Linked DNA regions of Homo sapiens: region 1 is linked to region 2. A link is an interaction called in ENCODE POLR2A ChIA-PET data of the cell type or tissue named here. Cell type or tissue: B cell. All regions are shown on one strand. Each heading gives the region's core, and the rest is flanking DNA. Links, peaks and the distances in the headings are about the cores only. Region 1 has its middle 12 kb from the start of SLFN13. Region 2 has its middle 54 kb from the start of SLFN11.

Evidence for each region. ChIA-PET counts read pairs that join two places held together with the same protein. Peaks named below come from ENCODE experiments on the same cell type or tissue, not always from the same donor. Only the 100,000 strongest peaks of a DNase experiment are listed, where the experiment ranks them.
Region 1: POLR2A ChIA-PET joins it to region 2 with 10 read pairs; 6 of 35 experiments call an interaction of 5 or more read pairs at or near these places.

The regions. Positions count from the first base shown.
Region 1 is chr17:35,459,234-35,462,155 of GRCh38, forward strand. It overlaps the pseudogene LOC100420061. Among named protein-coding and RNA genes, the nearest start is that of SLFN13, 12 kb to the left of the region's middle. RefSeq lists a silencer at 1,297-1,526. In B cell, for the core only: no CTCF peak of the experiment used is centred there; a DNase peak (open chromatin) is centred at 1,368; H3K4me3 peaks cover 1,227 bases; H3K27ac peaks cover 701 bases.
Region 2 is chr17:35,317,664-35,320,585 of GRCh38, forward strand. No RefSeq gene overlaps it. Among named protein-coding and RNA genes, the nearest start is that of SLFN11, 54 kb to the right of the region's middle. In B cell, for the core only: no CTCF peak of the experiment used is centred there; no DNase peak of the experiment used is centred there.

The sequences.
Region 1 (2,922 bases), core at 166-2,665, 140 kb after region 2:
AAAAAAAGTGGCACCATGAGAGCAGCAGGAGCAACAAATTATGCCAGCTAAGGAAAGCTGACACTGGAATATGCCAAAGTTAATCTCCACAATAGGTATCCATCTGAAAAGACTGGAAACAACCGTAGGGCCTAAAACTCACTTCAATTTATTTATTCTTGAATTTGTAGGTCTTAATTGAAGTATTTAAGAAAGTCTTTTCCCCTCCCTCTCAAGGAGTGTTTCTTGCTTTACTGTCAATCATTCGAAGAGTTGAATCATAGACTCTGGATTTACCAACACCAATCCATTTAACTGGAATTTGAAGCTCATCTTCAATAAATCGAACATAGTTTTGTGCATTAACAGGTAGTTCTTTAAATGCCCTTGCATTTGATATGTCTGTGTTCCATTCTCATGGAGTCTTATATTGAACTTCAACTTTAAGACTTCTTGATTTGCTGGAATATGAGGTATGATTTGACCATCTAACTTGTAAGCAACTCCAACTTTGATTTCCATAAACATGTCCAAAATATTCAACTTGGTAACTTCCAGCGCAGTAAATCCATTGATAATATGAGCATATTTGAGCAAAACGAGGTCCAACCAGCCACATCTTCTTTTCCTTCCAATAGTTACACCAAACTCTCTACCCTTTGTTTGTAATAATTCTCCAATTTCCTTGAGATTTTGTAATTCACCTTCAATGTCTATTTCCAAAGTGGGATGTATAGATTTGTATTGTTTAGCTGGAACTTTAAACATCTCAGAGAAGCCAACAAGGTCAGAAACAAGATCGCACATCCTAAGTCCACTCCGAGCAGCTTTGGAAGAATAAACTGGGCCAATGCCCTTTTTTGTTGTACCCAAATTTTTTCCTGCTTGTTCTTGTCTCTGTTGTTCCTGGACACCATCAGCGGCTTGATGAAAATCAAATACAATATGAGCTCTGTCAGATAAAATAAGCCTTTTTCCCAGCCTTCTAGTCCTTTTCCTTTTTGAACATTTTTCTCTGCTTCTTCAAACAATCCAGGTAGATGAATTACCACACCATTTCCATTGAATGCAGTAACATTTGGAATAATTATTCCACTGGGTAAGAGATGAAAATCATACTCCACAGAATGCACAACAACTGTATGGCCAGCATTATTTCCTCCCTGGCAGCGGCACATGGGGTCCTGCGCCAGTAGATCCGCCACCTCCCCTTTGCCTTCGTCGCCCCACTGCACACCGAGCACCACCGTCACCCAGTTTCCTCTGGGCCGCGCCCTGGGGCGGCCGCAATCGCCGCTGGGCAGGGAGGATGCCTCCAGGTAGTTCTTGGCGAACGCCGCAGCTCCGGTGACGCGAGGAGAGCCGGAAGGAGACGCGGCCGGCGAGAGGTGAGCGAACTGTATTGCTCTGCGGCCTCCAGCCACCTGCGGAGGAAGAGGGAGCCAGAGGCCGGCCCCGCCCCCGCCCCCGCCCCGCTGGGCTGCCACACTCCAGCCAATCCCTGCCCCGCTCTCCGCCACAACCCGCTCAAGTAGGGGGACTCTGACTGCCCCGCGCAGGTGGCCTGCCTTGGCAGCACCGCCCGCGGGAAGTGGCGGCCTGGCGCGCTACTCGGAGAAGGCCATAATTTAGCCTACCACACTAATATGTGCACTTAAATTTTACTCATCACTGAATCTCCTCACTCTCATTATCTATGTCTCACGAATTTTGATATGTTTTCATTTTCACTCGACTGCATTTTTAAAATTTACCCTGAGACAACCTCTTTGTCCTATGGATTACTTAGAAGTACGTTTTAACTTTCTAAGTGTTTGGAAATTTTCCTGTTACCTTTCTGCCATTGATTTGTAGTTTGGTTCCATTTTGGTCATAGAACACACTCTGAGTATAATTTCAATTCTTTAACATTTGTTTAGGTTTGTTTTATGGCTCAGGTTCTGGTCTATCTTGGTATATGTTCCATAGGCATTTGAGAAGAATATATGTTTTGCTGTTGTTGAGTAACATGTTGACTGGTGGTGTTAAGTTCTTCTATACCCTTGCAGATTTTCTTTAAGACGGGGTCTCGCTCTGTCACTGAGGCTGGAGTGCAGTGGCATGATCATAGTTCACTGCAACCTCATTTCCTGGACTCAAGCAAGCCTCCCACTTCAGCCTCTCAAGTAGCTAGAACTACAGGCATGCACCAACATGCCCCCCCAGAAATTTTTTTTAAGAATGGGGTCTTGCTGTGTTGTGCAGGCTGCTCTCAAATCTGCCTTATAGATTTTTTGGTCTACTTGTACTACGAGGTACAAGGGTGATGACGTCCCTAACTACAATTGTGAAGTCTACTTCTCCTTTCAGTGCTATCACTTTTTGTGTCACATATTTTGCAGCTCTGTTGTTTGATATACATACATGTAGATGGCCATATCTTCCTGGTTAACTGATCTTTTCATCATTAATATAATATCCCTATGCGTCTCTGGTAATTTTCTTTACTTTATCTGATATTTGTATAGCCGCACCTGCTCTCTTTTGTTTGCATAATATGTCTTTTTTTTTTTTTTTTTTTTTTTTTAGACGAAGCCTTGCTCTGTCACCCAGGCTGGAGTGCAGTGGCACAATCTTGGCTCACTGCAGTCTCAGCATCCCAGGTTCAAGTGATCCTCCCACCTCAGCCTCCCAAGTAGCTGAGATTACAGGCACCCACCACCAAGTCCACCTAATTTTTGTATTTTTAGTAGAGATGGGGGGGTTTCACCATGTTGGCCAGTCTGGTCTTGAACTCTTGGCCTCAACTGATCCACCACCTTGGCCTCCCAGAGTGCTGGAATTACAGGTGTGAGCCACCATACCTGGCCCTACATGATATGCCTTTTTCCATCATTTTATTTTCAACTTTCATACATTTGAAGTGAGTTCCTTATAGACACCATACACTGGGTCATAATTTTT
Region 2 (2,922 bases), core at 320-2,819:
TCTTCTACATGTGGCTTGCCAATTATCGCGGCACCATCTCTTGAATAGGGTGTCCTTTCCCTACTTCGTGTTTTGTTTGCTTTGTCAAAGCTGGGTTGGCTGTAAGTATCTGGGTTCTCTATTCTGTTCCATTGGTCTATGTTCCTATTTTTATACCAGTATAGTTTGAAGTCGGGTAATGTGTTGCCTCCAGATTTGTTCTTCTTGCTTAGTCTTGCTTTGGCTATGCGTGCTCTTTTTTGATTTCATATGAATTTTAGGATTGTTTTTTCTAGTTCTGTGAAGGACAATGATGGTATTTTGATGAGAATTGCATTGAATCTGTAGATTGCTTTAGGCAACATAATCATTTTCATAATATTGAATGATACCCATCCATGAGCATGGAATGTGTTTCCGTTTGTTTGCATCATCGATGATTACTTTCAGCAGTGTTTTATAGTTTTCCTTGTAGAGATCTTTCACCTCTTTGGTTAGGTATATTCCTAAGTACTTAACTTTTTTTTTTTTTTTGCAACTGTTTTAAAGGGGGTTGAGTTCTTGATTTGATTCTCAGCTTGGTGTGCAGCAGTGCTACAGATTTACATACATTGACTTTGTATCCTGAAACTTTACTGAATTCATTTATAAGATCTAGGAGCTTCTAAATGAGTCTTTAGGGTTTTCTAGGTATACAATCATATCATCAGTAAACAGTGACAGTTTGATTTCCTCTTTACAGATTTGGATGCCCTTTATTTCTTTCTCTTGTTTTTCTGTTTCCCCTTATTTGTCCTCTTGTCATAGATTTTGAGTACTATGTTGAATAGAAATGGAGACAATAGGCATCATTGTTTTGTTCCAGTTCTCAGGAGGAATGCTTTCAACTTCATCCAAGCCTTCCATAAAATCCTTGTATAAGCACTGGTAATAGGATAGGGAAGTTTCAGTCCTGCTAACTCCTGTTCCTACTCCTACTCTACCTCATATTGGGTTGGCAGTCTTTACAAGCACGTCAGCCTTTGAATTGGTGCCCTGGAAGTTTTCTCTCTAATCCAATGGCACGATCTCCAAAGTTATCAGAAACTTGCATTTAAGAGTTCTTTTCATGAACCCCTCCAAAGAAGTAATTCTTGAACTGTAGCTGATTATAACTCACTTTTTTTTTTGAGAAGGATCAAAGCCAAACATCAATTGTGGATGACAAAAGTCTTAAGACAGACATAAAGACACAGTTGACCAGGAAATTAGGTTATTTATTATTTTAACATAATAATCATACATTACTGACAACATATATTAAGACACATTAGAATTTTAGGAATTTCATATAATCCTGGAACACATATTAACGACACATTTATATAAATATAACCCAAAGGAAGCTTAACACCACCTCAGATTTGACAATGCTTCCGGTATAATTCTTTTTTTTTTTTTTTTTTTTTTGAGACAGAGTTTCACTCTTGTTGCCCAGGCTGGAGTGCAATGGCACGTTCTCAGCTCACTGCAACCTCTGCCTCCTGAGTTCAAACAATCCTCCTGTCTCAGCCTCCTGAGTAGCTGGGATTACAGGCATGTGCCACCACACTGGCTAATCTTGTATTTTTACTAGAGATGGGGTTTCTCCATATTTGTCAGGCTGGTCTCGAACTCCCAACCTCAGGTGATCTGCCCGCCTTGGCCTCCCAAAGTGCTCGGATTACTGGTGTGAGCCACTGTGCCCAGCCACTTCCTGTATAATTCTAACATTACAAATAAGCCTAATAAGCCCAGCATGTCTCTCTTGAAGTTCAGGGAATCCATTTCCCAATAAGTTCCTTATTTCCATTTGAGAACTCCTCAGCCTGGAGTTCATTGTCCATATCACTATCTGCATTTCAGTCAAAACCATTTAACCAATATCTAAGAGCCTCCAAATTTTCCCTCATCTTCTTGTCTTCTTCTGAACCCTCAAAGCTCTTCCAATACCTGCCTGTTACCCAGTTCCAAACCTGCTTCCACACAAAAACTCACTATCACAAGGACAGTACCAACAGGGATGGTGCTGTCATTCATGAGAAATCTGCTCCCATGATCCAATCACCAGCAACCAGGCCCTACCTCCAACATTGGGGATTACATTTCATGAGATTTGGGTAGGGACATATGTCCAAACTATATTAACCACATATATCTGTTTCTCCAGGATTGGTCCCTGGTGACTTATTTAGTTGTTTGGTGTGGTCATGTTTTCCTGGATGATCTTGATGCTTGTGGATGTTCATCAGTGTCTGGGAATTGAAGAGAGGTATTTATTGTAGTCTTCATAGTTTGGGCTTATTTGTTCCCATTCTTGTTAAGCATTTCCAGGTATTCAAAGGGACTTGGGCCCCAAGCCCAACAATGCTGTGGCTTTTGTAGACTTGTAGAGGTACCACCTTGGTGGTCTTGGATAAGGTCTGGAAAAAGTCTGTAGATTACCAAGCAGAGACTCTTGTCCTTTTCCCTTACTTTCTCTTAAATAAATGGAGTCTTTCTGTCTGTGGTGAGCCACCTGGAACTGGGGGTGTGGTGATACAAGCACCCCTGAGGCCACCACCACTGAGACTGTGCTGGATCATACCTGCAGCCAGCATAGCACTGGGTCTTGCCCAATGCCCACAATAACTACAATCTGGCTACCATCTATGATCACTCAAGGCTCTAAGACTATACAATCAGCGGGTGGCAATGGCAGCCAGGTTTGTATCCTTTCCTTCAGGGCAGCAAGTTTCCCCAGGCAGGTCCAGAGATGCTGTCTGTGAGTCAGGAATTGGAGGCAAAAACCAATAAATAATAAACATCAGAGAAGAAATAAATAAAATTGAGACTTTAAAAAAAAAGAAATAAAAAAGATAACAAAAGGAACAGTTGGTTTATTTATTTATTTATTTATTTATTCATTTATTTTTGAGATGGAGT